Regions from separate parts of the Homo sapiens genome. Here regions 1 and 3 are each linked to region 2. Evidence: chromatin loops called from intact Hi-C (ENCODE). Cell type or tissue: mammary epithelial cell. All regions are shown on one strand. Each heading gives the region's core, and the rest is flanking DNA. Links, peaks and the distances in the headings are about the cores only.

Region 1 (10,685 bases), core at 935-8,934, 370 kb before region 2:
TGTGGATACTGTGACGTGCATTGGAGCTGGAGGTGGTGCCGGGCACACTCCAAGAACTAGATCAGTTCCCTTCCCTGGTCTGGGCCTTAGTTTCCTGATCTCTAAAATGCGGGTTGGGCTGCATCCTTGGGGCCTCTAGTGCTCCATGAGTGTATGCATCTGGGTAATGGGCTTCTGCCAAATCTCCTTCTGGAGTCTGTTTGGCTGGCTGGCTTCCTTGCTGCTTCACATATTCAATCTGCCTGTGGAAGCAGCGTGAGTTTAGCTGGAATATGTTCTAGCTGGAATCTCAAGAGCTGAGCTCTTAGTTACTTCTCTGTAGGAATGGAGGTCTGGCAGTTCCACTTAAAACTTCCCAAGGCCCCCTTGTCCAATGGCCTGTGTGCTCACTTACCCCTTAGCATGGCTTTCTGGGCTCTTCACAAGCTCACTGCCATCTCCTCTGCCAGCTTCCTGCCTGCCCCCCATGGTACGCTGCCCCACACTCTGGGCAACTCTGCATCTTTGAACACCTGCAGGTATGAACTGGACTGCCGGTCCCCCAGTGCACAGCCCACCACATTACAGGGTGGATGCCCTGTAAACCCTGGCTCCTTCCCCGTGTGTGCATGTCTTGTGCTTGGACACTGATGCTCTATCCTTAGGGCCCTCCCAGAAGGCCAAGCCCAGAGCCAGGGTGCCCCTTCCTCCCAGCCCTCTTCCTCCCAGCCCTCCTCCTCCCAGCACTCCTCCCTGCACGTGGCATGGAGTTCTGGTACCTGCTTTGATGAGAACCTGTGGGATGCTCTTTCGTACTCTGCACAACACACAACACTGAATGTAGATAGAGAGGAGGCTCACTGCGCGTTTGGTGACTGACTAGTGGTGCCAATTTCAGAACTCTCCGACTACAAATCCAACATGCTCCCCTCTGGCCCTGGTCCCCTTGTCTGCCATCTCGTTCCATCTCTCTGCATCAGGGACAGCCAAGGACATATGCACCCAAGCCTCGGTCTACATGCCTCCTTTCAGCCTGGAGAGCTCATCGTCGGGAAAGTCATGTGAGTCCTCATGAGCTCATTCCCAGAATCAAAGAAAAGGGCTGTGGGGCCTTGGCCTGAGGTCTGTGGCCTCCAGAAAGGCTCCCAATCAGGATAATGCTTTCCCAGCAGCCTCTACCTGGACTTCTTGTAACCCGATGGTTTGAGACACACTCTTCCTGCTACCACTGCTAATGCCATTACATTATCTTAATAGGGTTCCCAGAGCTGCCAGGAGTGGGAGGACTACAAAGAAAATAGAGGGAAGACAAAAGCCAGGCTGCTGGCTTATCTGGAGAGCAGGCAGCTGTGGGGGCACAAAGGTGGTCAGCATTCGGCTGGCACTGGAGGAGGCAGGTGGAGACTAAAAGGCACAGCCTTCGGGGTTCAGCGGAACTGGAAAGCGTGCCTTGTCAGAGAGTGACTGCGGTGCAGAGGTCGTCCATCCCCACCCAGGACGGTGTGCTCTATGGGACCTCTGCTGTCTCTGGGCCAGTCTGTTTTCATTTTGCAGTTTCTTGCCTTCACTACTGTCCCCATCAGGCATGGCTGGGGCATCTCTGGGAGCCAGGCTGTGACAGGATGCAGGGGCTCCAGGAGGGAGACCAGCCAGCCATGCTCTCTAGGAGCTACTAACAGAAGGGCTGGGGGAGGCAAGGGGCAAGTCTCTATGGCCTGCAATCAAGGACCCATGTGGTGGGAATTAAGAGGCGGAAGATGCACAGGCTTTCACAGGGCCCAGGGCCAGGCCCAGTTGGCAGTGATGGCTGCAGATGGGGCAAAAAGGTGTGCGGGGGCCACCTGGACCTGGGATGTCCGTGGGCAGGGAAAATACCCACCAAGCATAGCAGTGTCCCTGTGCATGAAGACAAATGCTTTATCTTCCTGAGATCACATGCTCCCTGTTCTTCTAGGCCCTTCCTAGGCATCACCTCTGGCCGAAGCCTGCCATCCTAACCTTTGGCTCCTGGCTTCCAGACTTTCTGGGAAGAGAAGGGAAAGGATTCCTGATGAAGAGGATCTAAGGTAATCTTGGTCCAGACTGCCTCTGCCCTATGACCTGGAGCTGTTTCTGTGTCCCAAGTCAGACCTGAAAGGGACAGGAGCTGCCTCTGTGGCCAGCACAGGCACAAGCCTTTCCCAGGAGGAAAACGGTGTCTTTGAACTAAACCGAGGGAGTGCACAGGCAAAGGGAGCCCAAGTGGCTATGGGGTGACCAGAGCTAGGAAGGGACAGCATGGGGCCAAAGAAATAGTTTGGTTGATGCCGTTGAGGCCCTGCCTAGGGAGATTTCATATTTGGAACAGATCAGTGGTGGGACACCTGGTAGGACTGGCTGGAATCTAGAGCTGCCTCAGAGGTGAGGTTCCTGACACCAAAGAACAGACAATACCATTGTGGGGCGGCCTCTGTCCCTCCTCTCTAGACCCACAGAATGACAGCAGCAGGCAGGGCCTTAGGGGTGAAGGGGCTCTGCTGGAAGGATTCCCATGTCCTCCCCCTGGGTTGTGGCTGCTGAGGTCATTAGTACGTCCCCGTGGGGTGTGGACATTCTGGGAGCTGGCATCTGGGAGGCTGTGACTCAGAGCCTGGGCTGAAGGGCTACCATGCAGGGGAAGGGCAGGCCTCTCCAGCACCCCATGGGGTGGGGCGGGGAGGGTGTCACAAGACCCTGAGCTCTTCCCAACATCAAGGAGGGAGGAAATGGGGCTTTGCCAGGGCAGAAGCTCAGCTGTGATGAAGGAAAGACTCGGGTTCCAGAAGGGGAAATGGAAATCATGTCCGAGAGAAGGACCTGAGGGCAGCATGTCTGGGTCCTTGCTGCGGGGACAAGAGTGACATGACAGGGCCCAGTCTCAGGAAGTGGCGTGGCCTTGGAAGGGAGTCTGGGAATTCTGCGTCAACGAGGCAGCCGTCTCTGCTCTAAGTGGCTGCTGAAGAGCTTCCAGGTGGAAGGGGCAGGTGTTAGGAATCGCGTTGGGGAATTCAGCCAAAAATAAGGTCCCCGTGGAAAGGCTGCAGGGAGCCTTGGCCACAGGGAGAATTACAGGAAAACCTCAACCTGGACAGACCACGCTTGGGGCTCTTCAAGCACGGAAAAGAATCCTTGCCGGGCAGTTCCAGAGATGGGGTGAGAAGCAAAGGCCCAGTGATTCTGAAGAATGTGAGGGGGAGGAGAGTGGGGAGTGTCCCACAAGGACAGCCACAGCCCACAGTGAGCAATAAAGCCTCTGAAGGGAGGCAGGCTGGAGCCATCTCCTCCACCCTGCCTTTCCCCAGCTCGGGGTTTCTCTCCTCCTGGGAAGAGAAGGACCCAAGAGCTTGTCTGATCTTTTTCGGGAGGGTCAGAGACCAGTGGGAACAAGTGGTGGGGGTGCTGAGGGGGCTGCAATGCAGCAGCTTCAGCTGGAGACAGGCCTGGGGCCAGATGGCCGTCATTCTGGAGCAGGAGGAACCCAAGGCCAGATGGCTGGATGACCAGAGCTGCCCCACTGCCTATCATCTGGCTGGGAGTGGGGACTGCAGACAGAGAGGCCACCCCAAGTGACCATCAGGAATGTGCTGGGAGGGAGGAACCTGGAATGTCACCCTCCTATACAACACAGCACTGCTGCCCAAACCAGGACGCCCACTCCCAGAGAATGTCCCAGGGTCCAGAGGGTGAGAAGTCTGTCTGCAGTGACTACGCACGGTTAAAACCTTCCCTTAAAACAGGGTGCACAGACTGTCCAGACCTGGCGTGGACCTCACAGAAGGCTGTGCGTGGGGAAGGCCCAGAGGAAAGGGAGTGGGGAAGAAGGGAGATGGGGTCTCAGGGTGCCAGCAGGGCCACCGTGCGATATCCTGAGACACAGATAGATCCTTTTGGAATTGGAGTCACCAGCCTCGGTCTCCCCTGAAGGGAGAGGTGCTCCTGTTAGCCATCTGCCAAGGGGGCAGGCATGGGCAGTTAGGGAGGCAGAGCCTGCGTTGGCAGGAGAGGGCGCTCCAGGCTGATAACATGGCTGGCTTTCCTGATCTGGCCTGTGAAGAGCTTCCTGGCATCCTTAAAGTCATATGCAGGGGCTGGGACTCTCGGGCTGAAGCCAGGCCCCCCGTGAAGATGGGTGAGCTGTACTTGAATCTGGCTTTCACACGGTGCTCTGGCTTATCTCCCTCGGTATTCCTGTGCTTTTGCCAAGCCTTGTTCAGGTGTTCTGCCTGGTTCTGTGGGGCTAAGGTGAATTCAGGAGGAGGTAGGGGGCAGCATCACCCACGGTGGCATTGGGGTGGCAGGGCTGTCACTGAGGGACATCCAAGGGGAGGTGAATCTCAGGAACCTTGGGTCCATCTGCTCTGGGGAGTAACAGGAGCAGGGCGCCCTGCTGTCAGCATTGCCGGGTGGCTGGCCTAGCTCACTGCTAAGGGCAAGGGAACACATCCTGGGTCTGTGAGGCCCTTCCCCTCTGCTCCTGCAGATTCTCCCTCTACTGTCACTGGAAGCACCTGGGACAGATGCTGTCTGGGGTTCCCCTCACAGAAGCAGCTGTGAGCAGGACCCCAAGGCCACCTTGGAAATAATCAGTGTTTCCTTCAAAACAGTCCCCTGAGGAGCCTGCAGAGCTATTTCAGCCACACCAGTGTCACCTGAATGGATTTCTGAAACTCTTCTCTGGCAACTTCCAGTAGTTTCCAAGCAACCCAGAAGAACAGGTCTCATGACTTTAGAGGACTCATCTTTTTTTTTTTTTTTTTTCCTGGAAAAGCATAGTCCCTGATTTGATATCCAGTCTCATTCACAACCTTGCACTGTGTCCTTGGGCCAAAGCTTTGGGCCCACTGAGGAAAATCAAAAGAATGAGCTGCCACCAATTCCCAAAGATACATCTCCAAGAGGAAGTGGGGCAGCAGCACCGCCACCGGAACAAGTGTGGGTCTCTCAAGGTGAGTTCTCTGAGAGGGACAGTGGCAGGGTGGGGAAGGGACCTAGTCTAGTAAGTCATGTTCACAGGGCAGGCATCGCCAGGCTCTGTACACACAGGATACACTGAAATGACCAAACCCTGATGCCAGGCCACCCACCAGAGCCCTCCCCACCTGTGGACATGGCTGAAAAGATCAGCCTCACACCAGGAACCAGAGATAGCACCAATGGGCCGTATTTTCCAAAAGTGAGGCCTAGCCAAAGCTGGCAGTGGGCAGATCTGACCCCACGTCAACCCGCCAATCAGTTTTGAGTACAAAAGTTGCTGTGCAGAGTAGGCATATAACATATGTTTGCTGAATGGGACAGAGTCTATGAAAGATGAAAGGTTTATAATGTATTGATTTCAAATTTCAAATTTTATAACAGCATAAAGTTGTCCCCCTTCCTTAAATGGAAAGGCAAAGAGGAGAACATAAAAAGAGGCCCAGCCTTTAGGTCTGACCCCAAAATGATTGAGAGGACCTACAGGCATCTCTGCAGTCTACTGGTCACCGGCTTTGCTATTACACAGAGGCTGAGATTCCAGTCTCAGCTCTGCCATTTTCCAGCTGCACACATGCTTGGTCAGCTAGCCACTGGGAGATGTGTCATAAACAAAGTCAACCACGTCTCCCCATCTTCCCAGGGCCTAGCTGTGGTAAGCATGTACTTAAGGTGCCGAGGACGGCCCCTGGCATGCAGAATATGCTTAATAAAGGTCAGTGGCTGCTTCTCCAAATCAAACAAAGGGGCGGCACTCCATCTGGGGAGGGCCATCCATTCAAACTGGGTTCCACAAATTTACAGCTGGAAGGAGAAGAGGAAGCCAAGCAACCAAGGTGCTTGAGGCGCCTCACTTCCTTCCCAGCCAGAACAGCCCTGCTCTTACCTGCTTCATGTCATGGGCTTCCACCTAATATTGTATCTGAGAAAATACTGCAGCCCCTAAAAAGGGCTTGAAAGTCACAGCACCAGGTGATGCCTAGCACCCCTGCTAGCCACGAGCCTGCATGTGTGTGGGATCTATCTGGGTCTCTGTCTCCACCGCCAGCCTCCCTGCCCAACTCTGCTGTCCCCCATGGCCTCTGGCCCCGTGCCCCACACCCGAGGGCTGCCATGCGCACCTGGTGAAGCGGACCTCGCAGATGGTGCACATGTATGGCTTCTCCCCGGTATGGGTCCTCATGTGCCGCGGCAGCTTCCCGGCCCCCATGATGACTTTGTGGCAGATGGGGCACTGCTGAGAGGCCTTGGGCTTCAGCTTGCGCTCTTCTACCAGGGGCCAGGGTGGGAAGAGGCCTCCCAGGTGGGTGGCACTCAGGAAGTTGAGATAGGCACCGTAGTCGTTCTCCGCCTTGATGGGTCCCAGAGGCCCCCCCGGCAGGTCAGGGAACATGTCCTTGAAGAAGTCATTAGGGAAGGGTGGCGGTGGGGGTGGGGGCAGCTCCTCCTTCTCCTCCTCCTTGATCTTCCGATTCTTGATGACCAGATCCAGTGGCCCACTGTCCATGGGCTGCTCAGGCAGCTGGGCAAAGGCACCGAAGTCCCCTGGCCAGAGGTGTGGAAAGAAGTCCGGGGCGAATGGAGACAAGGAGGGTCTCCTGTCGGGGATGTTGGCCTTGGGGTACAGGTTCTCCCTTAGCAGAGATTCGATGGAGAAGTCCCGGATCACCCCCAGATGGCCAGGACTGCCAGCCTGGAAGGAGTCAGGGAAGTCCCTGGGGGTGTCTGAATAGGCCTTCTCTGTGAGATGGTCTGTCTTGGAAGGGCTTTGGTGGCAGCTGATGTCCTGGGGGTCAGGCAAGTTTTCTTGGTCAGCAAAGTCCTCCGTGTCATCATCGTCATCCTCCTCCTCTTCCTCCTCCTCCTCTTCGTCCTCCTCATCATCATCATCTTCGTCGTCGTCATCGTCCTCCTTGTCATCCTCCTCCCCCCCGTCCCCCCCAGGCTCCATGATCTCCAGGCACACGTTCACGATGCACTGGATCTCCAGCATCCTGGCTGCGTTGAGGATGTGCTTGACATTGCCAGCGGTGATGGTGAGCGTGGAGGTGTAGGCGAACTCCAGGATAGCAGCCAGAGCCTCAGGCTGGACAAAGTCGATCTCATAGACGTAGGGCTGGCTGGCTAGGGTGCCGGCTGTGAAAAGCTTCTTGAAGTACTTGCTGCAGGCAGCCAGGACGGAGCGGTGGGTCCGATACTCCTGCTCCTGCACCACCAGGAGCACGTCACACAGCAGGCCATCGTGCCGTTGCTCATTGAGGCTGCACAGGACCTCACTGCTGTGGTTGGGGAAGGGAATGCCAATGAGCTCATCAATGTCATTGGCCATGTTCTCAGCCAGAGCCCTGCAGAGACACACAGAGAAGAAGACTGGGTTAGTGAGCGTGGCCCCAGGAGGGGTCTCAACTCTAGGACTCTGAGCCACCTCCTTGGCATAAGGGCTCCCTGTCCACTGCAAGGCCAGTCCTCCTACCTCTTAGCCTTGCCAAATCTCACCTGCAATTCACAGCCTGGCTTACAAGCTGGGGCTTTTCTCTGGACCCCTAAGACTCTTAGGGATAGGCTTCTCACTGGGCAGCTGGTGTCAGCTACTCACCAAAGGCTGCAAGCCTTCTCTCAGGCTTGGTGTTACTGATTTCCACTTTGCCAACATGCAGTTGCAGAATACAACTGCAGGATGAAAAGCCTCATGAACCTAGCTGTTGCCTTGGCTGCAGGAACAGGACCCACCTCTGTGGGGCAAGGACCTCTCAGTGCTTCTGCTGAGAAGATGCTCTGATTTGTCTCACAAATCCTCTGATTCTGTAACAGACTTACACTTTGCACTGGCTACTAGGAAGCTTAAAACAAATTTCGTGGCCCATTTTCAGCAAGTAAATGGGGGCCTTGTGGTATGTTTTGCTTCCTGACCTTACTCGTTCATTGCAGTTGAAGTTTCCTTCCATTTGTAAATCTTGATCCTTTTTTTAAAAAAAAAACACTAACTTCCTATATGTGTATATCTGAGAGTGATTTCACCTATAAATATTTAAATTCAATACAAATATAAATGCAATATTCAATATAAATATAATGCAATATAAATATAAATTCAAGTACATTGTTAGTTAATTTTTCATGTCTAAATTCTGTCAGCCTCATGAAAATATCAACCCCTGTGGTGAGAAGCGTCTTCTGAGACACCTTATCATTGTATATGTTATACATAAAGTATGGCCAGTGGCAGCCACCAGAAGAAAGCAGGGCACGACAGGGGACAACTGGCATCCCTTCCTTTCAGGAAGCACAGCTCACAGCCCAGGTGAACACAGTCAACTGGGACAAAATGTGGCATCTGCCAGGGCAGGTAGGGGCGTCCAAGGAGAGAATATAGTCATGGGTTGTTTGTTAGTTTCTGGTTGGGCCAGTAAAGCCCCTTCCTCATCCCTCTTTTCCACTTATCACTAGAGACAGAAACTAAACAAACACCATGGCTTCAGGCTGCTAAAAGCCTAAAACAAAACAAACAACAAATCAGAACAACAACAACAATAAAATAAGGTGGGTTGGACAAGCTTCATAGGGCTCTTCTACTTACAGCAAAGCTTCAACATGGCTCATCTAGATAAATCCTAGCAAAGCCCTGGCCCTTATCTTGGTACAAATAAAGTGGGGAGAAAACAAAAAGGAAAACAAATCCTAAAGCCCCACGCCCCAGTGGGAAGAGTTCTGGAGATCCTTACACATTTATCTTCTGGATGTTTCTGTCCTGGGAAGGCAGAGGCAGGGGGAGGGGAGGAGTGAGAAGTATACGCTCATAAAGTGTGAGTGGGCACTGGGAAGGCAGCAGGCATGGAGGATGCTGGGTGCCCCTCCGCTGCCCTCACCTTCTCCTCCACCATGGGGCAGCCCAGGCGTTCCCTAAGCAATCCCACTGGCCAGGTGTTCAGGAGGCTTCCCAGAGCTAAGGCCTCACTGCTTTCCCACCTTCTCATCTTTAAAAGGGCCAGAGACCCTGGCAGTCCATGCATTCATTCTCTAAATATTATTGGGTAGTCTCCCTGTGCCAGGCTCTGTACTGTACTCTGGGGATGCACAGAGAACAAATCAAGAAGGCCTCTGCTCTAACAGAGCTTAGAGGGACATAACAACTGCAATAAAAATGTACAGCAAGATTCACCAAACAGAGTATACAGATGGCAGATAAGCCATCTAATCTGAAAAGATGTTCAATATCATGAGCCATTAGGGAAATTCAAATTAAAACTATCATAAGACATCACTACATACATAGGATAGTGGCTAAAATAATAAAAAAATACTGATAACACCGAATGCTGGTGAGGATGTGGAGAAAAGGATCACTCGTATATTGCTGGTAGGAATGTAGAATGGTACAGCTATTCTAGAAAATGATTTGGCAGATCTTAAAAAACAAAATATGCAACCGCCATATGACCCAGCAATTGAATTCTTGAGCATCTACCCCAGAGAAATGAAATCTTATGTCCATGAAAAACTCATACACAAATGTTCATGGTCACTTTGTGCACGATAGTGAGTAACTGGAAATAACCTAGACATCCTTCAAAGGTGTATGGCTAAACATTGTGGTACATCCATGCCAGGGAATACTATTCAGCAATAAAAAGGAGTGAATTCTCAATATGTGCAACAGCCTTGATGAATCTCCAGGGAGTTACGCTGAGTGAAAAAAGCCAATCCCAATGGGTTAGATATTGCATGATTCCATTTATATAACATTCTTGAGATGATAAAGTTATAGAAATGGAGAAGAGATGAGGGTTGCCAGGGACTAAGGAGGTGGTGGTGGTGGGAGGGAAGTGGGTGTGGCTATAAAAGGGCAACAGGAGGGATACTTGTGATGGAAATGTTCTGCATATTGATTATACCAGTGTTCATATCCTGGTTGATATTGTACTATGGTTTTGCAAGATGTTACCACTGGAGAAAATGCGTAAAGGGTACATGAGATGTCTCTGTATCATCTCTTACAACTGTAGCTGAAACGATAAGTATCTCAAAAGAAAAAGTCTAAGAGAAGCAAATGACGGGAAACAACCTAAAGCCACTAATCAATCTCCTCGCTTCTCTCCATCTCTCATCCAGCTATCTACCACAGAGCTGTAAGGGAGGAGAGGAGGGGGGCGCTTTACCCAGGGTGAACAGGGGAGGCTTCCTTGAGGAAGCATCATTTGAGCAGAGACCTAGAAGAGGAGAAGGATCCAGCATGGGAGGATGTGGAGAACAGTGTACCAGGCTGTGGGAACAGTGGCACAAAGTAGGCAGCCCCACCAAGGTGCCCTTGGTCTGAGGGGCCAGGTTCTGTTCTGAGTGGCCCCGTTGAACATGGTTCTTGTCTATTGACAAACCATTCCACTTCTGCATTTCTCTGGGGGCTCAGATGGACCATACCCACCCAGATCCCTCGAGGGCCTGTGTAGGATTAGTTGATGGACACCCCTCCATCTCTCTGACCAGGGAAGGTGTCCCCAGGCTGAGGCTTCAATGAGCTGTGCTGCAGAGAGAGCTCTGAGGCCACCTCCTACATCTCCACATCCTCCCATGCTGGATGAGGAGAGAAGCTCCTAGTGACTTCCTCCTTTCCCTGGTTCCCCACTGTAGTGGTGGGCACCCAAGGGAACGCAGAGGGCTTAGGAAACCAGGGCAGCCTGCGTGGTTGCATGCCAGCAGGCTCCTTTGGGGCTGCCATGCCC
Region 2 (10,685 bases), core at 1,778-9,777:
CTGCTGTGAGCCCCTGAGACAGTTCTGATGGGCGGATCAATTCACACCAAAGGGTTAAACAGAAAGACAAGCTCAGTGCCTTGCCAGCTTCCTCCACCCCACCCCACCCCCATTCCTCCCTCCACCAACCCAGGGAAAAAATCTGTTCGGCCTCAGGGATGAAGTTGTAACTGATGGCATGGCAGGTACTATTTACTCCAGACAAAGGAGGGAGGACTTTGGTGTTGGTTTGAGGAGTGGGTGGGTTAGGGGCCATCGGGGACCTATTTGGGGCAGAGTCAGGGGAGGAGGCAAAGAGCTTTGAATGCATGCCTTCAAACCTCCTCGACCAGCCCCACACAGAAATGACTCAGCTTGGAGTCAGAGGGAACCACATCTAATTTGCCACTTTCAAAATCTCCTGCATAAGAATCATTGTTGTCATTATTTAGAAAAGCCAACTACCCTCACGTTAATGAGTTCTTGAGTTCTGTCCTGTGAGATTTCTGGGGTGTACCTCACTTTGTGCAAATGGGAGAGTAGTATCTGACAAAAAGTACACACGGTGGCTCTAGAAAATCCTTGTAACCCATCGTTTCTCAGCCTTTTGGATAAGATAAAAGTGTGGAAAATCCTTGTGTCCTAAATTCCCCTAGGGCAGCTGGCACTCCAAGAAGCCCTGCAGGATGCTGCACACAGGCTGGGGTTCACTCCGGTACCCTCCCTGCAGGATGCTGCACACAGGCCGGGGTTCACTCCGGTACCCTCCCTGCAGGATGCTGCACACAGGCCGGGGTTCACTCCTGTACCCTCCCTGCAGGATGCTGCACACAGGCTGGGGTTCACTCCGGTACCCTCCCTGCAGGATGCTGCACACAGGCCGGGGTTCACTCCTGTACCCTCCCTGTAGGATGCTGCACACAGGCCGGGGTTCACTCCGGTACCCTCCCTGTAGGATGCCGCACACAGGCTGGGGTTCACTCCAGTACCCTCTGTGTGGTTCATTGATAGGTTTTCTTCCAGTGGGACACAGTCATCCTGGGGAGAAGTCACTGCTATAGATGGTTCCAGACCCTTGAGTCTCTTCTTCCCAGGAGGGGAGGATGGGTTATAAATAGCCTGGACTCCTTCAGCCCTACACAGGCACAGATCCCACACCCCCGCCCCAGCCTCAGCCAGCTGGTCCTTCCGCGCCCAAGTTCCCACAGCCTGCTATGAGAGGGAGGACAACTGCCCACCCTCGGTGGGGGCAGGGAACAAAAATGCCCTGGTGACAGCCTCCAGTGAACTGTAACTACAACCCCACCACTCCTTCATACCCCCTTCACACCGCCCCTGCTGGAGAGGGGTGAGAGGCCGGTAATATTACTAGGGGGTCTCTTATACCCTGGTCAGCCCAGGAAGCCCAAGTTGCGTGCTGAGAATGTTAATTCAGTGGGAAAAGTTATAGGAATAATACTCTCCCCGTCTCTCTGCCTCAGTTTCTCCCTCTGTAATATGAACAAATAGCTGAACTATCTATCTTGTGGGAATGCTGATGAGATTAGCATGCAAAAAAAGTGAAAGGCATCGTAACACTGTATTATTATCAGAATATCAGACATTGACTTCTTCTGTAGGACCCCTAAACACAGGAGATGTGGAGTAAGGGGGCACTGATTTCTATCTGTTCATGAAAGCAGAAGAATTATACCCGGCAACTCTGCACTAGCCTTGAATTCTTGATACTCTGTGTCCTTGAAAGCAATCAAACTTACAAAATATTCTCTCTTGCAAGTCATTTCTGACTAATACAGATTGACACACATTGCATCCAGCTTATTTTCATAAAATTCTGCTGGACTGTATATGACATTATAGACTGAAATCTAGCATCGCCCTAGAGTATTATGGTTTTGGAGGAAAAAGTTCACATAACAATCACTCTGGTTATCATTCAATTCCTTCCTGCTCATACACACTGGTACAAAATAAGTGGCTAAAATCAAAGTGGCCAACTCGTAGTTCTTTTTTAATTTAGACACTTTGTTTGCTCAATAAAATACAGAGTAAAAAACATTTACTGAAAACCCACTCATTGATGTTTAATGGCTGTGTCAAATACTCATAACAACATTTATTCCAACACCCCCAGATAATTGCTCATCTTTCTCATTTGGTATCCACAACAGCACAGCATTTGTGTCCAAGTGTAATTGATCCAAAATTGGGCTCCCTTTCAAAAATATCTGTAAAATCTAATTACCAGGAAAACAGAGTTCTGGCATCCTATGGAAAGTGGGTGCTTCAGTGAAAAAAAGCTGCAAATTCTTCTTGGCTAATCAAGCTGCATTGTGTTACAAAAGGAGTTTGAGGAATTTGGGATAATGAGGGAGCAGGAAAAGTTGGGATAGTGTCAGACTGGACTTTGCAGTGACAGTCCTGGTTTTTTTAAGCCAAGGGCACGGGACGGGAAATATACCACATTCGCTGGCAAGCATGGATTTAGAAAGTACCAGATAAAGAGGCCATGATGGGCTTGGGGTGTGGGGGTGGCATTTCTGATCTCAAGCCCTACCAGGCCTTGCCCAGGGAAGTCTCTCCACCCTTGCCTGGAAGGCTGATGTCATTTCTAGTCTCACTGGGCCTCTAGCCACTGTAGCAGGTCACTTTCCTTCCTTGGGCCTGAGTTTGCTCATCTGTAAAATGAGTGCTCCTAATATCTCTAGGGTCTCTTTCAACTTCAAAATCCTATGACCTTCTATAAAGCAAAGGGCATGCTTTTTGCTCATGTACTTGTGGGGGCAGGGAGCGGGAGCCACCGGACCAAGGAGAATGAAGGACTGAGAGTTTCCACCTCTCACGCAGTTTTGTACCTAGTTTCAACACCCGGGTATCTGGCCCGCTCTGGGAATAATGATTTCTTTCAGCCCAGGACGACCTACCGAGGTGTTTCTACCTCGCTGCCCTGGATTCCTCAACCCCGCCAATGAAGAACAGGGCCAAGCCACCGGACTTCTCGGAGCCTCTCTCCCAGGTCTGGGCACAGTATATCTTCTTTTAAGGGGTCTTCCCTTCCCACTCCCACTCCTCTTTCTGTCCTAGAAGCACCAGAAACTCCGGCTCTAGCCTTGCGCATGGTCCAGCGAGACTTCCCATACAGGCAGCGCACGCCACCCACCCCCAGCTCCCCTCGGCCTTGCGCCCGCGCCGCGGAAGGTTGGGTACCAGCCTCCACAGCTTTGCAGATTGCAAAGATAACGGGAGCTGCCGCTTCGCTTTTCTTTGGCTCCTCCTGGCCTTCATCCTAGTAAAACCAGACAAGCAACCGGAAAAACAAAGCAGCACAGCGGCCAGAGACAATTCGCTTTCAACGGAGCAAGAGACGTACACACCTTGAGAGAAGACGCACGCAGTTCCCGTGCGTGTCGCTGGGAACAGACCTCGCACTACCCCGCGCGGCGACAGGCACCGGGCCAGGCTCGGCTTCACTTGTCCGAGGCTTGGAGGAACTGTGTGCGTGCGCCCATTTCCCCCAGCTTCCCGACTTGACAGCAGCAAGGATCTTTGAGTCCTGCATGAGCGACACCTCGGGCAAGGACTGTACTCTGCTCAGATCTCATCGAGAGGTGCTGGATCCCAGCCTTTCCAGCTCATTTTCCAATTTTCAAGAAAAGACAGCGCGAAGTGAGACTGCAAAAGTCCCAGGAAAACGTCACTCACCAAAACGCTCCCGCGCCTTCCAGGCAGAAGTGCGGTAAAACTTTTGGCAGAAACCACCTGTGGCTGCCGACGGGCCCGCCCCGCTCGGGCCCGCAGGCGCCGCCGAGCCCCGGGCCGCACGCGCCCGCAGAAGTTCCTTTCCAGCCCCGCGCGCCACTTCGCTCCGGGCCGCGGTGCCAGCCAGGAGGCGCGGCGCCCGCTCGCTGGCTCGCTCTCCGCTGGCTCTCCCCTCCCTCCTTCCCTCCCTCCCTCCTCCCGCCTCCTCCGTTGCATGGCTGCCGCACGGAGCCCCTGAATAGCCACCGCAGCCCCCCGCCTCCTGCCCACCGCGCGGAGGGCGCCCCTGCTCCAGCCGGCGCCCCAAGGCGCGCGGACCGCCGGCCTCCTAGCAACGGCCCCCGCAATCGCTTTCCGGCGCAGCCCAAGCAAAGCCACCCGCCCGCCGCCCCGCGACCTCCCGAACTGCCTCGGCTGCCGAGGTGCTGTGGAGATCGCGACCCCGGCAGCCGGCGCCCGAGCCCGGCGCGCGAAGCCGCTCACCTCCGCGCGCCGCCGGCCCTGCGCGCCTCCCGCACTTGGCTCCGGGACGCAGTCCTGGCGTCCTCCTTCGCCGCCGGTGTCCGCCGGTCCCTGCGCGCCCGAGCCTCGCCGGCCGCGCCGCTGTCAGAGTCTCGTGGCGGGGCTGCGCCGGCGGGTATGGAGCTGAGCGGCGGCAGCGGGCGAGCGGGCAGCTCCTCCCTCCCCGCGCCGCGCCTCCGCCCTCCCCGCGCCCCGCCTCCCGCGCCGCGGCTGTCAGCCCCGCGCCCCGCGCCCCGCGCCCGCGCCGCCGGCTCGGGGGGCGCACAGGGCTAAAGGGCCCGGATGTGTGCGGTCGCCTGTCGCTCGCGCCCGCCCCCTCCCCGCCGCGCGGCACATGCACTTGCTGCGCCGCAGCCCCCGCCCGGCTCCGCTAATTTCTATTTTGACAGTAACTGTGGCGAGTGGGCGGCGCGGCGGGGGGCGCCCGGGACTGGCGGAGGCTGCGGGCGGGAGTCAGGACCCGACGCGGAGGCGGAGTGGGGGGGCCGGGCACCGCCACCAACCGCTCGGGGCTCCGCGTCTTTTCTCTTTCTTTCCTTTTTTCTCTCTGCCTCCTCCAGGATTTAAAGGGACAGCCCCGGCAGAGGCGAGGGGGCCAGGCGGCCGCCGTTTCTCCGGTCTCCTGACGCCCTCTGCGGCCCGGCCGGACCCGCCCGCACCCCCAGCGCAGGCTTGGGACCGCCGGGTATTTTTAGGTCCACACCCGACCCGGGGCAGCGGTGCGGCAGAGATGGGCTCTGCCGACCCGGGGCAGCGGTGCGGCAGAGATGGGCTCTGCCGCCCCGGCGCACGGCTATTTTTACAGAGTCCGATGGGGGAGGAAATAAAACAACTCGGCAACTGCTTTTCTACCCGAAAGTCGGGAGCAAGGAGTGGGGGCGAGAAGTTAAGTTTCCCAAATGCTCTCGGCACTCCAGCGAGCGCACCAAGACGCCTAGCCAGCACCTGAAACCGCAAGCTTGCCGCACCCCGGGGCGCCGAATCTCAGCGGGCAATCGCGCTCGGCGGCGCTGCGGCCCGGAGTCCCCACCCCTCTGGAGCCTTGGGCCCCGCACTCCGCACCCCACACGCCGGGGAGCAGCCGCTGGCCGCCCGTCACTCCCCGGGTCGGCCTGGAAGGCGGCCTTCCGAAGCGTCCAATCACCGCGCAACAATGCCAACGGGCGGGCCCGGGGAGGGCTTGTCCCCGCCCCGTCCCGCCGGGCCCCGCCCCCTCGGAGTCTGTCGGGGCAGGAGAATCTCGCTGGGACGCCGAGTGCTCAGCGGTGCTGGAAGCCACGAAGGGCCAGTGCGAGGGGAGGAGGAAGGGTCCTGGCCCTGGAGAGGGCGTGAGCGTTCTCGGGCGAGGCGACACTTGGGCAGATGTTCCCTCCAGCTACGGGCCGGGGAAACTCGAGCTGGCTTTGCCTCCTACCTTTTTGCAGTCCACCCCTCTGCGCTCCAGACAGACATAGGAACCCTCGCCCTCCTTGGTAGTACATCGGAGGCAGCACCCTCGCACGTCAGCGGGTCCTCTCCGGGGCTCCTCCCTCAGAAGCGGGAAAGTTTGTCGTCCTCAAACTCCTACCCGGCTGCGCTTATCTGAGGCGCACCTGGCGCCCAGGAGAGGCGAGATGGCGAATCCCGGCCGCCTAGTGCCCATTCTGGCTACGGATTAATAAAAGGGCAGTGGGGCTGCTGCTGTGTCCTTTAATGCTGAAGACACTGGATGACATTTTTTACAGAATTCACAAAAATAAGTTTGTGAACCTTTGGTGCCTCTTCCTAATATCACTTATTGGGATTTTTTTTTAAACCATTTCATTCATTCGTGTAATAAACGCACATTGCAAGATAGTACGTTGGGAGTAGTGAAAACAAGGGAAAACGGGCTCTGGAATAGGATGTAAGAGTGGAAAACTAGATATGAATAGAGGGATCTGAAACGTAGGGTTTGGGTACAATTATGTCACGTTTAATTTGCCAAAGAGATCTGGTTTTTCCTACTAAGTAAATTTCACCAAATGAACAGTTTGGACAGCCATCTTATCCAAACTATTCAAATGCACATGTAAATCTAGGATAGTCTATCGTGGAACCTAAGGTATGTTCAGGCTCAGGATGTCAGATTTCCAAGTTGCTAAAGCTTCCAGAATGGCAAAATAATATATCTCGCTTTCAGCAGCTGTGGCAGCCACTGCCCTCTCATATTAGGTTTGTCTCTCTGTTAAATTAAGTTGCCTGTCTTGCTTCCCTTCATTAAAGGGTTTTCAGTTACTTGGAATGCTGCTGACCCAGCTGATATGGCCCCGCTTCTAAGCCATAAGTCTGGCTGCGCCTCATGCCAAGCATGCGGATGCATTTAGAGAGCACCTAGAGGATCCCAGCCCTGCAAATGCCCAGACACCTGCAGGAAATAGAAATGTAGTTCTGGGGGTGAGGGCAGCTACAGCCATAAAAAGGGCATTTAGGTTGAGAAAAGAGGGATGTGGGCAGTAAATTAGACTCTAATAGTAAAGAGTCTAGTAAATAGTAAATAGACTCTAATATAAATGTGGCTCTAAATCAGAAAGTTTCTCCTCTCTTCTCTGGCTCAAAGTAGATGTTCTATAGCTTTAGCTCATGGAATAGCGTAAGCATGGAGATCCAGTGAGTGCTGTAAGATTTATTTGCAACGTACTAGTTTGGATGTAAGTGCAATGGTAAACGTTGCTTTGCAATAATTAATAGAATTTACTGCCAAACTTTAACAGTTATCAGCCATGTATCCTAGAAAAAAAGCATGTCATTCAACTCTCTAAAGCCTCCATTTCCAAATCTGTAAAAAGGGAGATAATAGTAGGTCCCTTTCTACTCCATAGAGATGCTGGAATGGTCGGGTGAGAAAAGGCGAGGGCAAGTGTTGCCCCATGAACAACATTCATTAAGGGGTTACTGTGTATTAAGCACTGTAGAGCACATTGTAAATTGTCAATATTAGTTATGGTGATAAACTCTAAATAAATTATCTGAGAATTGGGATCAAATTTTTACCTATTTCCCGAGGATGTTGAAAGACTGATTCAAGAAAAAAGAGGGGAATTAACATTTACAGAGCTCTTTCTAGATTAGAACTTACGGTTTCCATTGCTATATGTTTCTCATGACAACTGTATGCAATATATTTTGTTGTAACCGTTTTATAGATGAAAAATCTGATATCAATAGTGGTGGTAATGGCCATGTTGCCACCGCTGGGTAGTGTCAGGGGCAGCATTTGGATCCAGGTTCGTGAGTTCAGAAGTTCACGAGCATCCTCCCCTGCGATGCTGCCTCTAGAGGAGAAAGAGGGAAGAGGCTTTGAATAAATCAGAGCAGAAGAGAAATTCAAGGAAATCATGGTGTGTATTACCTACCATAAGGCAGACTGGGTGAAGTGCCTTCCTGGAAAAGGTAGCACTGGACTCAGTCCCTAAGTTTGCATGATATTTTTTATTTTTTCTTAGTTCGTTTTTTAATTTTTATTTTGAAATAATTTCAGATTTACAGAAAAGTTACAAAGATAATATAAAGAATTGTCATATATCTTCACCCAGAATCTCCATGTGCCAACATTTGCCCATGTTTGCTTTACCCTGCTGTTTCTTTGTATATACATATTCTTTTTTTCTAAACTGTTTGAGCATAGGCTGAAGATATGATGTTCCTTTACTGATAAATTCTTCAGTGAATGTTTTTTAACAATGAGGACGTTCTTATATAATAATCAAAATCCAGATCTAACCATAGATACAACACTATTATCTAGTCTGAACTATATTTAGATTTCACCAACTGTCTCACCAATAGCAAAAATGAAAAAATAAGTAAATTCTAGGCAGGATTCAATTCAGGATTGCATATTGCGTTTAGTTATCATATCTCTTGGGAGAGTATTTTTTATTTTACTAATTTTTCTTTCTCATTTTAGTGGCCATACATTTATAGCCCATATGGGATGACAAAGACTTTCTCCTTGACCACACTTGAGGCAGGCTCCTTTGAGGCTTCATTTCCACTGGGCTCCCACCCTTGGGCCCTCTCTTCAGCCAGCCAAGTCCAGTTGTAGAAAGAATCCTTCTAAGTTAGTTTAGTGAAAACCCCCCTGACCCTTGATCTCCGAGCACCCTGGCCTGCCTTTAGCAAGAATCCTGTTAGGTTAGTCCAGCAAGAATGCACCTACCCTTAATGTCTCCTCTTAGTAATTTTCCATCTATCGACCCCCTTACTCTGTACCTTGGCTATAAATCCCCACTTCCCCTTGTTGAGCCCAGTCTCTCCCCGCCATTGCAACACTCCTATTGCAATAGTCTTGAATAAAGTCTACCACTTCCCTACCATTTTTACAAGTGTCAAAGTAATATTTTCTTTAAAAGGGCCAAAGAAAATATAGAAAAATCAAAACTCACTTGTAATCACTCACCAGCTATAACCAACATTAATCATTAAAAAAAAAAAAAAAGTACATGTGTAATCCAACCATACAACCACCATTCCCTTCCAGGGGCCAGCTTCCCCTAGAAAATACCAAGAATATGGAAGTTCTACTTTCTGTTCCTCCTGAAGTTCTTCCTCAGTGTCCAGCATGATCCTGCTGTCCCTAGCTCAGCCATAACCCACCTCACCATTTTGCTCCTCACCCCAGACTCCAGTTACCATCTCCCTCAAGAAAATGCTGCATCCCCAAGAGCCCCCATGAAGAAGCTAGTGGAGATAGGCCATGCCTCTTCTATACACCTCTTTTTTCTTTGCCACACCAGGGCCTACAAAGGCTCTACTAGATAACAGATTTCACAAAGGGTTTGGAGTAGCTCAAGGGAATTAGAATGTAACACTGGACAACTTGAAGCTGTGCATGAGATATGACTTCCCTCATATTCCAGAGAAGAGCAACCAGGGGTTGAACTCTCCATACAGGATTACTTGATGGTACACCCCTGCTTCTAACCTGGCTCCCCAGCTTTCAGGAGACCTTCTTGCCTCACAGGCAATTCATCTACCTTTTGACATGACTCTCCACAGGAGAGAACCAACCCCAAATCTCAGGAAAGGACTTCTCTGGGATCCCGCTCCTTCCTCCTTCAAACATGCATTTCCTAAGCCTCAGTCATCTAGTCACCTAAAGAAACACTCTGGGGTAGTTGGCTGGTCACCAACACAAATGTTAATGGTGACCATTGGCATCCCCAGTGCAGCTGAACAGCTAAACCAGCCAGGGAAGGTTGGGTCTACAGGCAAGTCCAGCCCCCTTCAAGACTGCCCAGCTGTCTGAGTTATAGGTATGCCTATGTATTCTTCCAAATATTCAGCAAGTAATTGTTGAACCAAGTGTCTACACATGTACACTTCAACACACTCCTTCCAAAGACAATTCTCAGAGATGGAGAAAATTCACTCTAAATCTATGAGGATCACAATTTGCTAATTATCTCAACTTCTGCAAAATGCAGTCGTGTTAGTTCCTTGCCTTCATCTTCCTTCCCCTGAATTTATATTGTCTAATTGTCCCTCTCCCCTCCTCCCGTGAGAATAAGGAATGAGAATCACTGAGTTAGGGACCCAATGGGGTTGCTCTTGGTCAGCCAAGCACCTGGTCAGAGCTGTGCAAGGCTGAGGGTGTGATTAAACTTTCAGCAGAGAGGCCTGGCCACACTCAGAGGTTGTGTAGAAGGAACAGAGGGCTGCTTTTATTCAGGATGTACAGGGAACCAAGCAAATATTAGTTGCAGAGTACCCGCCTATATAAAAATTTGATTTTAAAATGTGTCACAAAATTCATGGCTCATATGAAGTATCATGATTTAACAGTGAAGACTTAGAATAATGAGTAGAAAATATGTATTTATGTCAATACCACCAGTTTGTAGTAAATTTTTTTTTTTTAATTGACAGAGTCTCACTCTGTCTCCCAGGCTGGAGTGCAATGGTGTGATCTTGGCTCACTGCAACCTCTACCTCCCGGGTTCAAGCGATTCTCCTGCCCCTGCCTCCCAAATAGTTGGGATTACAGGCATGTGCCACCATGCCCAGATAATTCTTGTATTTTTAGTAGAGATGGGGTTTCACCATGTTGCCCAGGCTGGTCTCAAACTCCTGACCTCAGGTGATCAGGTGATCCACCTGCCTCAGCCTCCCAGTGTTGGGATTTCAGGCATGAGCCACCATGCCCAGCCAGTAAAGATTCTTTGTAATGTCCAGGCACTTTCTCTTTCTGTTCTAGTTCAGAACCCATTTTTCCTTTTTTTTTTTTTTTTTTCATGTTTAGTGTTGTCAAATGCACTATTCTTCAGTAACTTTCTATCTCCTACCTTGAGAAAAAGTAGTAACACTGTTATTATTCATAATGTCGTGGCTCTTTAGAACCTGTTTGTATTGAAACAATATAGCTTTCCTTGCCTCTGCAGTTGCCAGCTACCAATTGCTCATGA
Region 3 (10,685 bases), core at 1,731-9,730, 73 kb before region 2:
GCAAATGTTCTGTACTGTCACTTTCCCGAAGGGTAAACCACGCTCCCAGGACAAGCTGTATATTATTGGCATAGAAAGGCTTAAGCTAGATAAACAAAGCTCTAATGGTGAAATTTCAGGGCTCAGCCAGCTGGTAGGAACATTTCCACTTCTTTTTTTAATCACTGAAATGTTCAAAGAGACACAAAATGTTTGTGTATGTTGTTCACTAAAATCTTTTATTCTGAAATTTTTTTCTGCAATATTTTGAAGAAAATTCTAGATATCATATCATGTTGTCTGAATTTACTTCAGTATATAACACTGTCACAGCATTACACATCCTAAAAAATTAACACTAATTCCTTAATATTTAACCCAATTCTCTCCAATATATCCTTCTACAGTAGGTTGGCTTGAATCAGGATTCAAACAAGACTCATCGATTGCATTTGGTTGGTGCATCTATTAAGATTCTCTCAGTCTATAACAATTCCCTCTTCCCCATCCCCTTTTCCCCCTGAACATCAGTCATGTTAGAGAAAGAAATAAGGTTACTGGTCCTGGGAAGCTCCCCACTGGTCTGAACTTGGTGATGGCCTTCCACAAGTCCTTGGCTCAGGTAGAAATTGGTAGTTAGAGCTATCACTTTATCAGCATTAGCTTCAGCCTCATGGCAAGAAAACATTATGGTCGGTGCAGTGTCCTCCCTTTCACATGGCAGCTGGCTGTCCCACTTGTAGCAAAGCATAAATTGATTTGGGGGTTTGGATGGCGGGAGGCACATCTTTTTGAGCAACTAGGTCTTCCCAGTGTCTCCAAAGTTATATTATATTCTAGAATTTGGTTCTAAATACATCTATAACCCAGGATTTGCTAATTTTCTAGGATTTCATGGAAGATGCTCTCCTACCATTCAGTTCCAAAATTCTATCAGTTTACCCTTTCCTAGTCTGTTTTTTGGTGACCTTTTACCTCTCCTTTGCTTTTTTTTTTTTTTTTTTTTTTTTTAAGAAAAGCCATTTTCCAATTACCAGGCAAGCCAGGGACCTCGTATTCCCTCCAGGCCAGCCCCTACCAGTGACTCCATGGGCTTAGCTAAAGTCCCAGGGTCTCAACAGTCCATGGCTTCCTCCCCTCATCTCTTACAAGACAAGTCAGAATCTCAAGGAGAGCAACAACACATAGTCGAACATGATAAATATGCATCCCAAATTTTTAAAAACCAAATTACACAAATCAAGCTTATTCTGAGAGGTTTGTTTTACCAGGGGTCTCTAGTGCTCCAATCAGCATAATTAAATAGTAAGATCTCTCTAGAATTGATTGTGGTTTTCACTTTTTTTTTCATCCAAGGACCATTTCAGCAAGATGATTTTAAGCTAATAAGAACCCCCAAATTAGAAACTAATTAAGGAGATGGAAAATACAAATGTATTTGTTTTTAGTCGGGTACTATTTTTATCAGAAGAATCATGAAAAATTAAAATTGTTAAATACTCATATGAAGGTTGTCAGTCAAGGGCAATGTAGCTTTCTTCCTCTCCCTGCTGCAAAACTTAAGGTGATATAGCAGAAGCTGTTCCCCCTGGGCTCCCAGGAAGCAATAAAGATACTAATTTTAAAGAAACAGAATTTATACACTGCCAGACTCGGTGAGGAAAGAGTGTTGCCATAATTCTCTCAAATCTTTAGCAAGTAAGATCCACAGCACCTTTTACTTTTAGAGCGCATGTACACCTGGAAACAGGATTAAATCATTGCAGTACAGACTCTCATGCCCATTTAATAGAGGAGAACATTAAGGTCTGGGGAACTTAAAAGAACTGCACTGGGTCACATAGCAAACTAAGAAAAAGCCAGGTCAATAACCTTATCCAAATGTGCTTGAGTTTGTGACACCCCCCTCTGCATTGTCCTCCAAATGTGCCATAGATCATCTTTTGAAATAGATGTTAAGTCACAGTGACACTGGTTTGAAGGACTCTTTTAGGATTCGTGACAGCCTTGAGAGCTTGGGGCCCAGGAGAGCCAGCAGGAAGCAGCAGCCAGCTGCTAAAGGGGGCGGGGGCTCTCCAGTCTAGAGAGGCAGGCAGCAACACGAGTGACCCAAATACCACTGCAGCGAGCATCAAAGGCCCATTAACCCAACCACACACAGTCAAATGTGGACCCAACCTTGAAAACACTGTCTCAATGCCCAGGACCAGAGAATTTCCATTTATCCTGCAGACTTTGCCCTGATTCCAGTGCAGCTTAAGCCCAGTTACTTTTCATGTCACCCACCTGCACCTCCTGATCCTACTTCCTCCACGCCAGGCCCAGAGGACATGGGATTTGCCTGGAGCCCCCATTCCCTATCACAGAATCCTCACCAGACCCAAGCCAGGGAGGCAAGGAGGACCTACAGGACTTACTTAGATCCATGGCATGCTCCCAAGTCCCAGGAAGGATGGATTATGAGCTTTCACAATAATCTAGGTGGATTCCAAACTCAGGAGGATTGGCTAGAGACCCCCCACACACAACAGGCTGAGGGAAAGTAAAGATGTCAGGGAAACCTACTGCTGCCACCAACACCCAGATCCTTCCCCTCTCCCAAAGGAGAACAGGAGGCAAGGGGTTAATTCAGAGGCACTCACCCCGGGGGATAGAGCACCTAGGGGGAGCACCTCATGGGAACACCTAGTTGAGTCCTATGGCAGCACCATCTGCCATGAGATGCCAAGAGAAGGGGCATCTTTTAAATCAAATCTGCAGCCTCAAACCCAGCTCCCAGACCCGAAAACACCCCCAGGTAGGGAACTAAGAGTCTCAATAACATTTGATAACTCTATAAAGGACCTTCACATACACTATCTCATTTGAGGCTCTGAAAAAACCCAGAAGGCAGGCGCTATTTAACTCATTCTTCAGATGGGGCTGGGCATAGGGCAGTGGCCAGAGCTGCCATTCACAGGACAATAAAATGTGTACTCCCTCCAGTCCCAAAAAGAACAGCCATATTTCGTGACAATAAGATCTGAACTCCCTACCCTAAGGGGAAGTTATTTGAATTTTTCTTTCTGGGAAAAGCAAGGGGACATGGTAAGGTAGGAACAGGCCTTTGTTTCAAAGACTGAGGCTGGGAGGCAGGAGACAGAGGGATGAAGGACATGGAGCTTTTAGAGAAGGATCCCTGGGTTGGATCCCAAGAGAGGTGGGATGACTTGGGACCTGGAGTGGCTGGCAACCCTCACTCCACTGGAGTGCAGTGCCTCGGTGCTGTCGGCCCCCTAGAGATGGTGGCCTGGGCACTCTAGCTTCCCCTGTGGCAGAGCTGGCATAGATAGAGCACCAGCTGGCTGCAGGGGGCTGCCTCCTCCAGCTGACCACACAGGTCTGGATAAAGGGGCACCACAGGCAGCTGTCACCACCAGGGGCTAAGGCCCAGGCCTCACCCCTCCTTATTTGTGCTGGCCTGCAAAGTGGCCCGGTTCTCATGCAAAGGGAGAGTGGAGACAGAACTACAGAAATGCCAGTTAGGAAACTTTCTGCCAAACTTAGCCAATAGGAAAACCCAAATTTGTTTTTATTTGATTTAGGAAAATAAGAAGAATTACTTCTTGAAATTGATCGTCACGGGGCAATTATTCATTATTTTATTTAGTCCTCATAGTTACCTAGCAAGATAGAATTTATTAGTTCCAATTTCAGGGAAGCTTCTGAGGCTCAGAGACCTTCAGGAACCGCCTGAAGGTCCTAGACCCAGCAAGCGGCAGAGTCCTGAATCCAGTTGCTGAGACCTGGAGTCAGGGCTGGTTCCAGAGAACATAAGTCACCATCTAGAATAAGTGATTCAAGATATCTCTTATTATTCAAGAGAATGTCCCCAGGGATTCGTTATAGACATTTCATAGTAAATCCTGATGTCTAGTCAGGATACCCCTGGCCCCTGGGTGCTCCTTGGCAAGATATTCTAGAGTCTAGATTGGTGCTATCCAACACAGTTGCCACTAGCCAACTTGAAATGTGGTTGGTCCAAACTGAGACGGTGCTACAAGTACAGAATACACTGTAGACTTCAAACACTTTGTATGAAAAGAATGTAAAATATCTCATTCATAATTTTTATGCTAATTACATGTTAAAATAATATGTTAGACCTACTGAGTGAAATGAAATATATCATTAAAATTAATTTCACTTGCTTATTGTTACTTTTTTAAATGCTGCTACTACCACATTTAAAATGACACACGTGGCTTGCATCTGAAGCCCGCCCCAGTGGCTATTGGGCCACCTCACTCCAGGTCACAAGTCTTGCCTTGGCTTCTTGCACACCCCTCCCCTTGAGTTGGAAGACAAGGAGTCAAGACTCTCCAAGCATTCGGAGAATGTCCTCTTTTCTCAACACTTCTCTAAATTCCTGGACCCACCCCTCCTGCCTCCAGTCTTTCTGTGTGCCCAGCAACTGCCAAAGCACTTAAATGCAGTCACCATTTCCGAGTGGTAGGGTCCACCTAAAACCACATTTTCTGTGGCCAGAGAAATTCTGATAACCAGTTTTCAAAGCCCAGGCCCCCAACCCTGTTAGCAGTCAGAATCCCTGGAAGTTAGAAGGCACTTCTCCCAGCCTTCCTGGCTCTCACCCCCCACCAGACTGTGAGCTTCTCCAAAAGCAGAATCACGGAAACAAGCTACATGTACCGATCACTTATTATGGTGCCAGCTGCTGTCCTAAGTGTGTTACATGTTTTACTTTATTTCATTCTCCCCACTAGTCTATGAGTGAGATAGTATCGTCCCTGTTTTTGAAGATAGAAGCTTGAAGCCTCCAGAGGCCTGACCAGGCTCCACACTCCCTCCCGTGGAAGCAAACTGCAGCTCATTCTCTGCATTTCCGGCAGTGAGCACAGTGCTCGGTGCACAACAGGTAATCAGTAAACATTAGTAACATAGGAGAAGAGCGCTTGACAGACCCAGTCCCTGGCTCTTTCTGGTCTTCATCAGGAGGCATGTTGCCCGTTAGCCTCCTGAGACTACAAACTTGAAAGTCCTCACCCACCTACCTCCAGGATTGGATATTTTCTGCCCCTACCCAGTCCCCCAGGATGCTCCCCAGCTTCAGCCCTGCCCAGGTCCCCAGCCAAGTCCAAGAAGTACAGACCACTTGCCCCACTGAGAGGTGGGGTCTGGGGATAGCCTAGGGCCAGTACATACAGGTCATATTTAAGCCAGCTCCCTAGCTCAGCCCCTCCAGTCATAGCCAGTCCCTGACTACCCCTTGCCAGAGACCCTGGAGCTCAATTCTTTCTCCATTTCCTTATATAGACAGGAGTCCAGTTCCGAGCCCACCTAGCACCTTTGGTTGATCCACTTCCTAGAGCTGGGCTCAGCTTTCTAGATTCCTTCTTCAACTTATCCTTTCTGCCTAATTTAGAACAAGGCCACCCAGAAGTCCTAATGTTCTGCTCCTCCCCATCCCTTGGCTCTGACCCTGGGGACCCTGACACTGGCCTGTACTGAAAAGGAATTTACCACACCCTCTTGGGCCTCCTGCCCCAGGCCACTGGCCCTTCTCCCCTTGCCTTGGTCAGTTTCCCAAGGCCCCAAGCTATTTTTGCCTCCACCCCAGCCTACCATTTTCCCCACGGTGGAAGTTGCCAGGGTGGTACCTCATATGACGCACACAGCAAAGACCAGAAAATCCATGGGAACAGGCTGTGCCATTGGATCAGAACCCACCTTTGGGGTCTCCAGCCTACTGGCTGGCCCCTGTCCTTCTAGTCTCAAGGCCTTGCCTTCTAGGCCCTAGAGACTTGCTTGATGCTTCCAGGCTTGGCTGACTTCCCTGAATCAACTGCTAGACCCAAGGTATCTGACAGGCCCCTACTGTCCTCTCCAGACCCCTACTCATTACCTCATCCACCTTTGATCATCTGCTAATTGCCTGGGCATTCTTGAAAGAATGGCAAGACAAAAAGCCTTCTGTTTTTAACAAGCAGGACTCATCCATCACCACACCTGTCATTTGACATATCTGAACCAGACCTAAAGGCTTCCCAACCACTGAGGTCTCCAGGTCTATTCCTCACACATCATGGACACGATGAAAGAGCTTCTTCACTTCTCGCTCCCTCTGTTTCTCCACTGGCATGAACTCCCTGTTTCCCACAGAAGCTGATGGGGAATAATGACTTCTTGATTTGTTACTCTGAGCTCCTCAAATACGACATGCTATGTCCATAAAGGCATCAGGCCTTCCCATAAGGCATAGGAAGTGAACCCATCTAATGCTAAATCTTCCAGTGCTTGGCTCCAGCAAGCACATGGGGCAGAAACTAATAACTATAAAGCATCCATCTATCATCTTATCAGGCCTTAGTGTGCTTTGTTTGCATAGTTATCTTCCCACAGGTTGACATTTTATGCTTACTGCAAGCTGATATATTCTCCTACCTGCCATATCATTCATAAAGGATAGACAAGCCTCAGGTTCATTACCTGTCATTACACCATGTACATGTCACCAGGGGCCAAAGCATTGATTCTTCTTGGATCTCCCCAGCAGTGCAGCCCCAAACGCCCAGGCTCCAGGTCTAATGGGCGTGGATTCTGCTCATGCCTCAGGCCCTGGGTGGACTCCACGCCATCACTTCTTGCTCTTGTGGCTGACCCACTCCTCAGGGTTGGACAGAGCTTCTGAGCTCCCAGCTGCTCAGAGGGGATCTGCAGGAAGAACAGAGGGCTCCATCACCCACCAGGGCCAGAAACACATGTCCAGGTTTTAGCTGTTCTCGAAAATTCTAGCCATCCTTCTCTTTCTCTTTATTATTAGGGCCTGCAATTCTTCATGACTATACCAACTCGATCTCATCCAGGGTTTTCACTGACAGTGTCCTGCCCACCAACCCAGGCCCAGGCCTCAACACACACACACACACCGCACACACATGCACACACACGCCCTTCATTCCTTTCTTACCTCAGCATATTTCATTTCATCTGCCTGAAAGACTCACCTTCTAATCCTGCATCCAAACCCTAGCCATCGTTCAGAGTTTAGCCCAGACTGACCAACAGAACCTCACGCTGTTCCATCACCCCAGGAAAGAGAAAGGAGATGCATGTTCTCGCATGTGAGATGTATATAGAAGTGCAAGGACACGTTTATGTGGAACATTCCTTAACTCTTCTATCCCAGATCTCCCAAGCAAGGCTTCTGGTGTTCTGTAGTTTGTTGGGGGGGGGGGGTCCAGGTAGGACACCCCACCTATGGCTGATGATGAACATCTTTTCATAGTTCGTCATCTCAGAGTGAGAGACAAAAGTGGAAACACAAACCTTGCTGAGATGAGGAACAGAGACACCGGCTCCACAGAGCCATCACATTTCATAGCCAAGATTGTGCCTTATGCTGTGTCAGGAGGGGCCAAAGTCCTTCTGGCTGAAGCAGCCTGCCCCAGCCTGGAGGTCTGCCCATCTCCGGACAAGTCCAAGGTGGCTACAGCCCTGCATCTCTGAGCAGGCACAGCCCCCATCTCTTGGGGGTGAAAAGAGTAGGCTCCTGGGGTACCCACCTGGCTGTGACTCTCAGCTCCACCCCAACCATGGGCTCCTCCAGGCCTCAGTGGGCCATTGCTGAGAAGAGACCGTGGCAGACGAAGAACATCCATCGGGACACCCAGCATTGCAGACAAGGGGAAGCCCCAGAGATAGGAGTGAGAGTGGCAAAAGAAGGAAGGGACACATATATAATGATTAGACTCTCTTCAAGCTGCTTTTGCATCCATTGGGGATCCATTTAGTTTCTCAGTAGCTCTGTGGAGGGGTGTTTGAAAGACTAGGAAACAGATGCACAGAGAGGTTGAGAAGCTTGCTAAAGATCACACCGTAAGTAAATGAAACAGCCAATTATCATTCTTTCCAGCAAGCTCCCTGGCCCTAGGTTAATTTCATCTTCCTTCCAAGTCACCTCAGGGGTGGGGGATGAGTGGGAATGGGAAGGAGGAGGGGGACATTGGCCTGTTTGCCCTGCTATGGGGGGATGGGGAGAAGAGGAGAACAATCATGCCTTTGGATTCTTCCCTCATAGGAGGGTCGAAGAGGAGAAAGCACAGAGATAACAGAGTGATAAATAAGAAAGACAAGAATGTGGAGGCTCCTAGTTAACAGGAGCGGCTCAGGCACAAAGAAATTGGCTGCGATAAACAGCCACTGCTTTGGGAGAGGCTAGGCTGACCTTGAGCCTCCCAGCAACTTGGCCCTCTACAGCTCACACTCCAAGTCACTTCTCTGCAAAGCAACAGAGGTTAGAAGCCCCTTCGAAAGAGCAAAACAACTATTATTATCTCCAAAAGGCACATATACATTTCATATACTCTATGTGTGGAATATATTCTTAAATAATAAAAATGAAAACAACTCATAGAAGTCTGCCCATTTGACGAAAGATCTCAGTTGCTCCTGGACAATGGGATTCTCTGCTTGATTCCAAAGCAGCTCTTCTCATGACATAGAGAAACTCACAACCTAGGACATTCCTACTTAGCAAGGAAAGGCAGGGCCAACCTCCTTCTGGAACAAGTAACATAGGCCAAAGGCCAGGAAACCCAGGGTAGGTAGCAGATCCATAGAGTTTGGCAGGAAAATAACTTCAAACCTTAATGGCAGCCATGTAGCTCAGTGCAGCCCTAAGTGCCCACCTCTAGTCAACAGAAGACTAGATCTCCAGACTTCAGGCTCAGGGAAGAGCAGAAAATCTGCCCCTGGCATCATCGCTCTTTGTCCCAGGCTGTCCATGGATCCTTGTTCAGCCTTGGGACTTTCAGTGAGCCCTGCTATGTGCAGAAGATGCCATGGGGGAAGGAGAAGAAACTACACTCTTAAGAAGCCGGTCACCATCCCACCCCGACTGGCTGCAGGTCACCTGGCAGCTGTGGCCCCAGAGGCAAACAGCTACAGCACATTCATTTTTGTTGGCGTGGGGAGGGTGAGGATAGGAGCTCTTCCAAGCTCTCCTGCAAGTTGGGGTTGAAACATATTCACAGCAGATGGTGCTGTCGCCCTCACTCCGGGATTCTCATTCCTAATTATCTGTGCTGTCAGCAAAACAATTAACCCTCAAAGAAAAACTGCACCGTCCACTCCCAACCATATGAAAAGGCAATTTTTTCCAAGGACAAGGGACACTTAGGGCAGCCTTGCACTTGGTTCTGGATCTCACCACCCTGGGTGATCTCGCCATTCTTTGACCTCTGCACTCTGTCACAGGCATTGCGGCAGCCCCCCTCCTCTGAGCCTGCGGTTCCTTTCTCATAAAAGAAGGAGGTGAGTCTGTTCCCAAGGGCCCCCTTCAGTACCACAGTGCCACCACTCTACAAGCCATTTCTTTTCATCTGAATTTTCAGTTCCTTTGGAGCTGGAACTGAGTTTCTGTTTGTTTCCTCATTCGTTTGCTCACTTGTTTATTTACCCCTCCATCCATCCATTCTGTGATTTTGGATTTATCATGTTGTTCCCAGGAGATACAAAGACAATATCTGTTCAGCCTTCTTGACTACTTCTTGGAGCTCTTTTCCCCCGGAGATGTGGGCAGAGGAAGGAAGGATAGGATAAGGAGAGGTGGAACTGCCAGGGGCCTGAGGATGTAGCCCTGGCTCGGTCTCAGGCTGTAGGAGGCAAGGCCTGTGGCTGCATTTGGATTCTCTCTGAAGATTTAGCTGCAGAAAAGCAGCCTCCTCTCCAGGGAGCTGAATTTAGTGAGGAAGCCACTTCAGTCCCCAGGGAAGACCTGCAGAGGTGTGATCTGAGGAGAGCGGACAGGCTCCCACCCCATCACCCATCAGCGAGATAGGTCTTATTCGCCACTGTAGGGCTGGTGACAGCACAGGGCCTGCCCTTGGTAGGTGCTCATTAAACATCTGAGGCATGAGTGAATGACTCTCCTTAAAGGAGCTGTTGTAAAAGAAAGGAGAGTTTTCACAGGGCTACAGCATGCCGCTTGTTACCTTAGAGGCCTACTATTCAAAGCCGGGATCAGTTGGTCTAATTCACCCATCATCATGCACTGCCATGGAAAAGAACACAAAATGAGCAAGAAACTGTGGAATGATTCACTGTCAATGCTGAAAGAGCCCTCAGAGATGGTGACATCCAGGGCCACATTTTACAAGTGTGATCTGGAGATGTTGAGGGGGAGATGGAGAGAAACCCTGCCGTTGGTGGGGGGCCTCCCTCCAAGGCCTCACTCTCGTTCCACAGACTGGGGAATGCATGATGTAGAAAGGAAAAGAAAGGTCCATCAGGGCCATTGTGGGGCTCAGGCAGGGACAGTGCCCTGGGCACCCAGGAAAGAGGTGCAGAAACTGGATAGGGGCTGGTGGGATCAGGGAGCTGGGACCCCTCCCCCGACATCATATTTCCCAGTCTAAGCCTTGTGACATCTTTCTTCCCTCTCCCAACTGTCTACCAGAGCTTGCCCCCTCCCAGTGCCCAGGAGCACAGGTTCCCATGCCAGCTCATCTGCATAAAGGGATTGTGTTTATATTCAAAGTGGGCTGCTGCCCACTCAGAAGCTGCCCACTCAAAGGCAGCACATGTGACTGCACCCCCTGCCCAGAGCCCAAGTGGGACTGATGCCAACGTCTGGCTGGAGACATTTCTAAATATGAGCTTGGCACAAAGAGTCAGGTTCCCAGGCCTTCTCTGCCACAGGAGACCCA

The links. Peaks named below come from ENCODE experiments on the same cell type or tissue, not always from the same donor. Only the 100,000 strongest peaks of a DNase experiment are listed, where the experiment ranks them.
Region 1: it touches region 2 in a loop (9-fold over the local background); 5 of 110 quality-filtered maps call a loop at or near these places.
Region 3: it touches region 2 in a loop (4-fold over the local background); 14 of 110 quality-filtered maps call a loop at or near these places.

The regions. Positions count from the first base shown.
Region 1 is chr18:48,033,811-48,044,495 of GRCh38, forward strand. It overlaps ZBTB7C (zinc finger and BTB domain containing 7C), which reads right to left. Exons shown (of 5, transcript NM_001318841.2): 4 at 6,090-7,313. The coding sequence starts at 7,297. Among named protein-coding and RNA genes, the nearest start is that of SMAD2, 110 kb to the left of the region's middle. In mammary epithelial cell, for the core only: a CTCF peak has its summit at 4,001 (motif pointing right); no DNase peak of the experiment used is centred there.
Region 2 is chr18:48,405,005-48,415,689 of GRCh38, forward strand. It overlaps ZBTB7C (zinc finger and BTB domain containing 7C), which reads right to left and starts at 4,379. Exons shown (of 5, transcript NM_001318841.2): 1 at 4,222-4,379. RefSeq lists enhancers at 2,660-3,279, 3,280-3,897 and a silencer at 5,168-5,547. In mammary epithelial cell, for the core only: CTCF peaks have their summits at 4,892, 5,874 and 7,558; DNase peaks (open chromatin) are centred at 4,347, 4,877 and 5,427; H3K4me3 peaks cover 3,224 bases; H3K27ac peaks cover 1,293 bases.
Region 3 is chr18:48,331,709-48,342,393 of GRCh38, forward strand. ZBTB7C (zinc finger and BTB domain containing 7C) reads right to left here. Exons shown (of 5, transcript NM_001318841.2): 2 at 6,466-6,690. Among named protein-coding and RNA genes, the nearest start is that of ZBTB7C, 72 kb to the right of the region's middle. RefSeq lists enhancers at 2,861-3,361, 3,362-3,862. In mammary epithelial cell, for the core only: CTCF peaks have their summits at 4,826 and 9,010 (motif pointing right); no DNase peak of the experiment used is centred there.